Regions from separate parts of the Mus musculus genome. Here region 1 is linked to region 2. Evidence: chromatin loops called from intact Hi-C (ENCODE). Cell type or tissue: heart. All regions are shown on one strand.

What was found. A loop is a pair of places that touch in the nucleus more often than their neighbours do. Peaks named below come from ENCODE experiments on the same cell type or tissue, not always from the same donor. Only the 100,000 strongest peaks of a DNase experiment are listed, where the experiment ranks them.
Region 1: a loop joins it to region 2, with 2.4 times the contacts of the local background. A loop is called at or near these places in 2 of 42 quality-filtered maps.

The regions. Positions count from the first base shown.
Region 1 is chr14:25,301,682-25,306,681 of GRCm38, forward strand. The region is part of intron 2 of Zmiz1os1 (a long non-coding RNA gene); the gene reads right to left. LOC115486423 (a long non-coding RNA gene) reads right to left here. Exons shown (of 2, transcript XR_001781198.1): 2 at 1,940-4,708. Among named protein-coding and RNA genes, the nearest start is that of Gm41113, 75 kb to the right of the region's middle. In heart, a CTCF peak has its summit at 2,935; a DNase peak (open chromatin) is centred at 2,980; H3K4me3 peaks cover 564 bases; H3K27ac peaks cover 2,110 bases.
Region 2 is chr14:24,776,683-24,781,682 of GRCm38, forward strand. Gm31838 (a long non-coding RNA gene) reads left to right here and starts at 4,396. Exons shown (of 7, transcript XR_874416.2): 1 at 4,396-4,513. In heart, CTCF peaks have their summits at 2,495 (motif pointing right) and 2,699; DNase peaks (open chromatin) are centred at 2,669 and 3,649; H3K4me3 peaks cover 1,112 bases; H3K27ac peaks cover 2,878 bases.

The DNA.
Region 1 (5,000 bases), 520 kb after region 2:
TGTTTAATGACTCCAGACCCAAGGAAAAAAAAAGGGGGGAAGTGTCTCTTTAAAAATTAATAAATAAAAAATTAAACCACTAACAAACTCAAAGCTTATTTGCTGAGAAAGGGGAAGTAACAGGAGTGTGGGAGATTGTCATCTCCTCAGAAAGACTCCACCAATGTCGCACAGACCTGAAGGACCTTCCTGTCTCCAACAATGGTCACTGTACCTCATCCACTGCAGTCTCTAACCTGTCTGCCTATTCTCTCCCTGCCAGGACTTATTGTCTAGCATCGAAAGACCAGATCGCTTCCTGCTGGTATATTTGATGGCCTAATTCAGAAACAGCTGTAGGTGGTCACCTGTCTCCAAATACAGCAGCAGGGACGAACATGGGGAGGAATTTGTTCTCACAGAGGATTCTTTATAATCCTGCTATGCAAAGTGTGGTCCCTGGACCAGCAATGACATCCCCAGGAGCTTGTCACAAAAACAGGACACCAGCCCCACCCAGACCTGCCAATTCTGAGTCTGCCTTTTCCCAAGTGTGGACATGCCACTACATGTGAACTGTCACTGTGGCTGAGCAGAATGGCTTTATGGCAGATCATTTTTCTGTCCCCAAGGGTAACCCATAGAGACACTGCTTTGTTGACTTCCGTGCTATTGATGGATGCATTTGCTCTGTACTTGTCATGGGGGTTCTGCAGAGCCTTGTAGATGGGATTGCACCAAAGAAGAGAGTATTTGGGGAACTCTGGGTGCCAGCACAGCTGGATTTGAAACAAAGGAGACCAATCATGTTCTGCCCATAAAGGGGTATAGGAAGGACAGAATTACAACTAAATTCTAATTAACATATTCAAGTACTACATACTCAAATATACCACCCTAGTCTCCAAAATAAATTCCGATTTACACGTGTATACAAGTAGACATGTACACAGCCATAAACAGACAGAATTGATTTGCCTGAAAATTTAGAGTGTTCAGAACTAGAAACTATGCCCCATGAAATCCAGTGAACACTTTATTTCACCCTCAGAGCTTTTTGGAAGTTAAAAAAAAAAAAAAGAGTCTTAGCCTTACTTTAAAGGAGGGCAAATTAAGCCTAGAGAGAGAGAGAAAATGAGAGAGAGAGAGAGAGAGAGAGAGAGAATGAGTGAGAGAGAGAGAGAGAGAGAGAGAGAGAGAGAGAGAGTTCCAAGATCTTCTGCTCATCAAAGGTGGCTCAGAAGAACAGGTTAGATTGTGCGTTTCATCGTCCCTTGGAACACAAGAGTTTGAGGGTCACCGAAGGCCATTTATCAACTTTTTTCCTCAAAAGAATTGATAGCCTAACAGGGCATGTGGAATTCTAGACACATAACTCTGAAGGAACATGGATAATATACCACCAAGATCATGCTTCAGTTAACACACACACATACACACACTCATTCACACATACACACACATATAAAGTCACATACGTATACATACTCACACATATACATACCCACCCATATATACACACATAATCATTTACACATACTCACACTTACATATACACTCACAGAATGCATACACACACTCACATATACATACCCACACATACACATACACTCGCACATATAACACACTCACACATGTACACACACACTCACACATACACACCCACTTACATACATACACACATGCACACACACATGTGCACACACACACACACATACATACACACCAGAGGCTGACCTTAGCCAGTGAAGACCAAGGAAAGGAACCGTCAGGTAAACAAGGCTGAGAAAAGTGGAGAAGACAGGTAAAAGCCTTCAGGGACAAAGCACAAAGTGACACTATGGGGGAAGAGCAGGTAAAGAGGATGCTGGGTAGGGACATGTGAGGGCCAGGGGCCCAGAACCCACCCTGACTTAAACCATGACCCAAGTCAGCAATTGCTTTCAGCTGCCTCGGCATACACATCTGTAAAATGGTTTTATTCCTTTCTTCTATAAGTGTGCCTGGCTCTGGAAGCTTGAAGCTGTCTTCTGGGCATGCGGAAATCCTTCACACACAGGAGAGCTCAGGTGTCAGGACAAGAGGGAAGGGCAGCCGTGAGATCTTGACATACTGGCTGGCCCTCTCCAATTTTCGAAGGTCTGGCTCCTAAAAATAGAAGACTCCATAGGTCTAAAGTTCCCAACAGTACAACAGACAAAGAGGAAAGAGTCGAATCCCAGTCCACCTGAATTGAAGTCCTCGGCTTTGTCATTTACAGTTTTCCCTTGGGCATGCTTCCTCGGGGTCTTCTCCTGTCAATGTGGCTACATGAGAAAGTAGGAGGAACAGGTTAGACCAGAGAAGGGACTGGCTCTTAAGAAAGTAGAGAGCCTTGCACCTCCAGCATGTTCCTCCAAAGCAAATACAGACAGTCCTATGTGAGGGATCCACATGGCGCTTGATGACCCCTGCTGGAGTCCTGTGCAGACAGTCATGTGGCCCTTTGGAGAACAAAGCCCTAAGCATCGCACATAGCATGATTCCTCTGGGGTAGGAGCAGCCACTTCTGTTTGCAAACAGAACACTAGACAACAAACTACAAAAGGGACTTGAGGGAGTTTACTCCTGGGGCCCAGGATCCTGGGCAGGGGCAGTGTGGCTGGAAGCAGGCGTACCTTTTCAATTTGTAATCGCTTTTGAGTCATATTCAAAAACATTCCAAGATGAAATAAAGCGAAAGAAGGCTCAAGCTGCCCTGCAGTTGGGAGCCCTTTGGGGAACTGAAGTGAGCAAGCCAGCCCCTCTAATCCAGATGGACAGGCAGACAGACAGATAAACAGCTTAGAGGCCAAGGTCCCACAGGGCCTGAGGAATGGGCTGTCCCACCCCAGCCCAGCAGGCAGTGGCTGCCCTCTCACCCAGACCCCTGCTGGCAAGCACCGTCCACTCCCTGATCTTCCCGGAATGGACGCTTCCCCAGGCTCATTGCAAAACATCCTGGCTGGAGCTGCAGCCAGGAGTCCAGAAGCAAAGCTCCCTCTGCAGAGCGAGATGCCGCTTCCTGAGGACATTCCGGCCTGGTGTGAGGGCCTGTGGCAGGAGAGGGCAGGAAAGGCCAGGCAGTCATCGGCAGCCAAACTGGGGCCACAGCAGGGCCACGTGCTCACTGGGACGACATCTGGCTGGAGCCATAGCCCAGGTTTTAGAGGACTTGTAATCAGGCACCTCCTCAAGCCCTGCCACCGTCTCTGCTGCAACCCCCTCCACCAGACCCACTGCAGACTCGCTGGGCTTGTTAAGGGAGAAGGGAGCCTCCTTATAAAGAGATCCCTATTCGCAGGCTGCTCCACACACCACGATCCCTTTGCAGAGCTCCAGATTGATTCCAGCCTGGACCAGCTGTCACAAGGGGTCACCCAGGCCCTTCTCTTAACCCCACAGGATGGCAATTCCTTCACCTGGGTTAGAAAGAGATTTTTTTTTTTTTTAGCACAGAGCTCCCTTTTCAAATGTCATCCTCCTGAGAACCTGGCGAGGAATAAAAACACTGAGTGTGACACTGGTGAGAGGCAAGCAGAGAAGCCTGGATTCCAGCCCCTGGGCAGAGCCTAGGAAGCCTGGAGACTCGGAAACCCTTCTGAACATCAGGAAGCCACAGAGACCCTGGCTCTGGTTCTGTCCCTCTGTGCCCTCTCTCGGGCATCTCATGCCCAAAGCAGGTGTATTCTCTACCGCTCTCATCTTTGTCTGGCTAAATTCCAGATCCCAGTACTCACTGTCCACTGGACACCACCTAGATATCCGATAGGCTATAAGAACATCCAAAGCCATCACCTCACACCTCCCCTAATGCAAATGGCTCCTGTCATCAAATACCATTACATCAGCTCTTCTGCACCTTCTAGATTCTCTCCTGGTCAGGATTCACTACTGCCAACATTACCACAACCACAGCCTTCACCATCGCTGTCACCACCATCAACAGCAGCACCACAACCACCACTATCATCACCATAATCATCAGCATCACTGCCAACTTAAAAAAAAAAAGCCACTATCATCATTGTCACCACCAAGACCATAAACATCGCCACCAATATTACAAACATTACCACCATGACCCATCACCATTACCACCACCAAGACTACTACCATCACCATAATCATCATCAACACCGTCGATACCATCACCACAAACACACAAATATCACGGTCAACATCATCACTTTGTCATTGCCATTGCTGTCAACACCACCACCATCACCATCTTCACCAGCACACTCCCTCAACTACTGCCATTGCCTTTATCATCACCTCATCGGTACCATCAGGGTCAGCAAACATCACCATCATCCATTTTAACATTATCCTATCCCCTTCCAGTGTCTCTTACCATCTCTGTGTTCCCTTCCTGCTCAATCCCCTACCTCTTAAAGCACAGGCAGCTGTGATCATGACCATCACGGCTTATAACTTCACACTGCCCCCTCAGAGCAGAGTTCAAATGCCTTGAGATTTGACAGTTTACAAATCTAGCCTAGAGTTGCAAATCTCAGCCTCCAGGGAGAAAGCACCAACCTCCAGTATCCCGCGTACAGCTCCTGAGCCCATCTGTAATTCCTCCATCTGTCTAAACACATCCACAGATCCTGATGGTCCAGCAGCCACAGCAACTGCTGCAGTCGATAATGAGCCCCAAGACCCGGAACTACACATGTCTCCTTGATAGCAGTCTTGCCGTGCTGACCTGGCCCAGAACAGGAGAACAATGTGAGAGTGGGTTGGGGGAAGGGAGTTAGAAGGATGGAAGCAGAGGAATGGAGGAAGTAGCAGTGAATATCCAGAGGTCTCAGCATCATGGCTTCCCCCGTGGGAAATCTAAACGCCCTTCAGTAGAGTTCAAGCAACTTCAGCTCAGAAAAGGCACCCCTTCTTATTCTAACAGACCCGTGAAGGAGGCCTTTGTCCCGATGCTCTCAAGCCAAACACCAACCTTTCTGTCTCAGCTGTAGAAGACACTGCCTTACCGCACGACTGGG
Region 2 (5,000 bases):
TTAGCAGCAGAGCATGTGGTTAGCAAATTCATACCCTAGGATCAATGCTCAGCACTGCTGAAAAGATTTTATACTATATATAATTATAAGCATTCTATGTGTATATATTCATATACAAAATTTATTACATTTATTAACAACTTGGCTTTAAAAATTATTTCAATATAAGGCCCCTTGTCACAAAATTTCATTACATAGCCCAGGCTGGCTGGCCTCAAACTCAGCAATTCTCTTCCTTCTGTCTTATGGATGCTGACATTATAGGGGTGTGTCATCTTGTCTGTCTCTATGTCTGTCTGTCTGCCTCATCTATCAATTAATCTATCTACCTATCATATATCTATCTTCTATCTATCTCATCTATGTATCATCAATCAATCAATCATCTATCTCATCTATCAATCAATCACCTATCTACCTATCATCTATCTTCTCTCATCTATGTATCATCTATCAATTATCTATCTATCTATCTATCTATCTATCTATCTATCTATCTATCTATCTACCTACCTACCTATCATCTATCTATGAAATGTGTGAAAAGATAAGCCTAGAGCGTCTGTAACAGAGGTGCCTGGAAACAGGAGAATGGAGGGCAAGCCTTTGACCACCTCAAGCTATGGGACTCAGTGTTTAAGAGCAGATATTTGAGCCCTGAGCAGTGAAGGCTCCCAGGTTCTCAGTTGTTACCAGAAAAGCAAAACATGAAAGAAGACACAGAACTTCCTAGAACCACGTCCGACTTTGCTGGGTGTGCTTGGAAGCATGGGGGATGGGGTATCATGTCACTTGTCTCCTTTGGACTCATCTGAATTTGCTATCATGCAAGAATGACCTTCGTAATAAAGGGTATTGTATTTTCAGCAAGGATGTTTAAATCTACAAGCAGTCACCTGGTCTAATCTTGGTTGGTGCAGAAAGAGGGAAGCTCCTCTGTCCCTGTCACTGTGGGTTCTCGTTCCCAAGGGACAACATAGATCCAAAGCTATCTTTCCTCCCCCTTCAACTGTTTCCCCGACCCCAGGAGACCAGTGGCTCCATGAAGGGATAAGGTCATACTAGTTCCTCCTCCAGGCAGTACTCCCTGATTACATGGCCACCATCTCTCATCTGCCCTGGGTATAGATGAGAGTCAGAGGGCCTTAGGACCTAAGGTCATCTGAATATCTATACAGAGAGCTTACAACAGCTGCAGTGACACCATCCCCTTTGGTTTGTCATGTTTCAGGTGTGGGGTTATGTGCCTTTCTGGTCAAGACCAACCAGCCACCCTGAGCATGCCGGGATGGGAGCAGCAGAGGCGAGAGAGCGATGTGTTATTTTACTGAAAGGTCACACAGCCAGGCTAGGGCAAGGCTGGGATTCTACTTCCGATCTATCTGGCACAGGTGACTTCCTTTTCTGTGGCTATAACTCAGTCTTCTCTTCTACTCTGGCTTGAGGTTCAGAGTGTGTACTTGAACTTGCATATAGCCCTGGGGCAGTGCAGTAAGGGATAAATGGTAGAAACCCATGCACTTCTAGCAGATCTTCAAGAATATTCCAAAGCTTTTTCCACCCCCACCCCTACCCCCAGGCTTGGTCAAGGTCACGAGCTGCCCAGGGACAAACTGAGACTCCAACCTGGGTGAGTCTGACTGTCTGTCCCTGACCCTAGCCTGCAGACATGCCAAGCTTCTTCCCTGGATGCTGCAAGTATGACCACTTGAGCGATGCATACGTGGGAACGGAGAGCCTGTCTGGAGCTTGCTTTTGTATGGTCCCTGGGCTAAGACTGTTTGCATTTGGAAAGGTTTATAAAAACAAAAATCCAAAGCTGGAGCTCAGATGCATGCTTGGTTGACAGAGCTTAACGTGTTTCCTTCCTGGTCCTCTCAATTCATATAGAAGACAACTTCTTCATCCCACAAGCTAGTGGTCTCTTCATCGCACTCCAGTGGGCCTGGGCATATTTTAAATGAACATGAAAGGTCTCGCTCTGCGTTAGCCATCATAAAAGGGTGACTCCCTTTTATTTAATTTTTTAATTTTTGGGTGGTGATGGAGGAAGGATCTGTGCCCAGTGAAGAGAAAATGCAGCAATTCCATGGTTGGATTTCTGGAGTGAGGGAAGGATTTTTTTTTTTTTTCTTTCTGAATGGGGTTAAGTGTACCACTGCAGAGATAAACTATCTTACAGCGTTGGAGATCAGCGCTCTAGGTACCAGGCACTTTCCACAGGGCGGTAAAATGGGAGTCCCTGCCCCACCATACACCACCCATTCTGTAGTCAAGACAGTCCTGTACATTGAGAGACAGGTTCTGAAATTGGAGGAGGGCCAAGGAGGCAAGCAGGAAACGCGGGAGGTGCCGCTAGCACTGAAAAGTGAGCCGGCTCTGCAGATAAACGGGAGGGGATGTGGAGCAGGTGGTGCTGGGGCCAGGCAAGGAAACGGCCCCAGTAAAGAGCTCCGAGGTTGGGCAGCCTGAGTGTGGGCCTAGGGCAGTAGGTGTCAGCAGAGGCGAGGCTTTGGGGTTGGCCGGGCCCGCCCCTCCACCGCGCGGCCATTGTCTGAGCCAGCCGCCGCCTTGGCAGCAGAAGGTGACATCTGGTGACTAATGGCCGCGGCTGCGCGCCGCCCTCCTCCCTCCCACAGCGCCCAGGGTGCAGCTGCCACACTGCCAGCTTTTCTCTGTTCCCTCCCACTTCCTCCCCACTGTTCCTCTTGCGGGGCTGGGGACGGGGCGGACAACCGGGACCTGGAAGCAGGACAGATACCAGCGTTTTTTCCAGCTCGCTAGGCCCTCCCTGCGGGTGCCTTGTGTCTCTCGACTCCTTAACGCGCAGGCGCCTTCTCTTCCTCGCTGCAGCAGCCACTACCGTGCGCCCTTGTGGACAGTGCCACCCCTCAGGGATATCTCAGGAAGCAGCCTTGCCCTATGCTGCACATCTTACGGAGGGCACAGCCCAGTGGGCACAGGAGTTCACATGTCTAGGTACCAACACACGGGTGTAGGGCCCCTTGGTTACAATAAATGTCATACATTAGATACCTGAGTGTCTTTTCTGTTTTTGTGCTCACGCACATGGGAGGAATGGTTCTGGCTGACAAACTTGGGGACAATCTATCTCTGCGTTTGGAGACTCTCATAGCCTTGCTCAAAATAGGTGCTCTTTGGGCATGTACCTACACACTCAACACAGCAGGGGATTGTCCTTGTCAAAGTTTGAGGACAATGACAACAATGTAATTCAGATCCTAACCACTCTCTAAGCCAAACTACCCCTCCCCATGTTCATACTCCTGCTAAATTAGATGCACTTAAAAAACTGCATTTAAGAGGCTGAGAGGACGGCTCAGTGGATGAAATGCTAGTTACTCAAGCAGGAAGGCTCGAGTTTGAGTCTCCCCATGGGCTTGTAATTCCTAGAACGGGAGAAGAATCTACGGGGTTCACTGGCAGGCTAGTCTAGAGAAATAGGGGAGCTTTGGGTTCACTGAGAAGAGATTGAGAAATACAGTTCACACTCACACAAACACACACACACACACACACACACATCAGGAAAGAAGGGGGCAGGGAGGAGCAGTGGGGAGGAGGAGGAGGAAGTCCATTTTAAAACTTGGCCAGATGTTCAGCTTCTCTCTTACAAGATCAGAAGCCCTGCCACTGTGAGGCACCTTCCCAGCTGGCCAGTGTGGGTTGTAGCTGGGTTTGAGGTTCCTCTGGCCTCTTCAGCTGCTCACCTCCCTGTTCCGATAATCCACATCTCCTCCCCTGTGGACACTTGCTCTGTCAGTCCTGTGAGTGGCTGGGCTTCCAGGAGAGTTCTTAGCCTCTAGCCAGCAGTCAGAGCCCCAGACCCTTGAAGCTGGCAGTGAAAGTAAGGTGCTTGGTTCTCCTCACAAGCCCCAGCTCTGAAGACCACAGTAAGGAGACGTTCCCCATTGCACGGGGTTAAGGGGACTGTAAGCCAGGGAAGCCCTGTGTCATCCAGAGTACCGTCTTCACGTGATGTCATAGGGTCCTGCCGATGACTCTGAGGTGCACTACCATAATGGCTTCTACTCTAGAGTGGTAGAGGCTGGGGATGAATTGAGGTGACCACCTAGTTGTGAAGTACAACTGGGCACTGCTGCAAAACTTGTAATCTTGGTAGTTGGGAGGCTGGGGCAGAAAAAGCGTTTGAAGCCAGCCTGTACTATGTGTTGAGACCTGTCTCAAACACAAATGACCTCAGCCCAAACCAAGAAAGCAATGAGTTGGGAAGGCAGAAGGACGTAGGGTCCACACTCCTTTTATGTAGATGAGGACAGTACCTCTACTGGTCAGCTCCTGTGTGGGAGATGGGGAAGGGCCTAGGAAGCACTCTTTATGTCTAAGAAAATGACGTACTGTTTGGTTTTCATACAGCAGAGAGCGCCCCGCTGATGTGACTCTCCCTGGCCTCCATCTTGCTGAGGAGCACTGGTTCACAAAGAAAGGTTAATGTTGAAAACCTCCACAGAATGTTCACATGGGAAGCCAGGTGGGTATTGTCTCTCCACAGCACTCACCAGTCCTGTCACATCCCTGTGTCCTCAAGGGTTCTTGCTGCCTGAGAGCTGATGCTGCTCAATGGACCACTTGATCCTAGCCAACACATCCTTCTTTCGAAGGAAGTCTGAGAGTTCACTGATTTTCACAACATCCAAAGTCAAGTGGATAAGATGTGAGTGCCCAAAAGGTTAGGCCTGGGCTCGGATCCCAGCTTTCTTGCTTTCTGACAATGGCCCCTGAACAAGCAATTGTACTTTGTGCCTCTGTGTCCTCCTCTGCAGGTGACACAGTATAACACTTGTTCAGAGGTCTACTTGCTGAGAACTAATTGAGATTTACTCAATTAGAGAAAAGAATTGATAAGGGGTCCTTGCCCAGGGCAGGTGCTCAGTTCATCCCTGAGGCTCGGATCCCCTTGCCTCTAGCTACTGCTTGCTCTATTGCTCCTGACCCTGCTGGGTTTCATTTTTACCAAC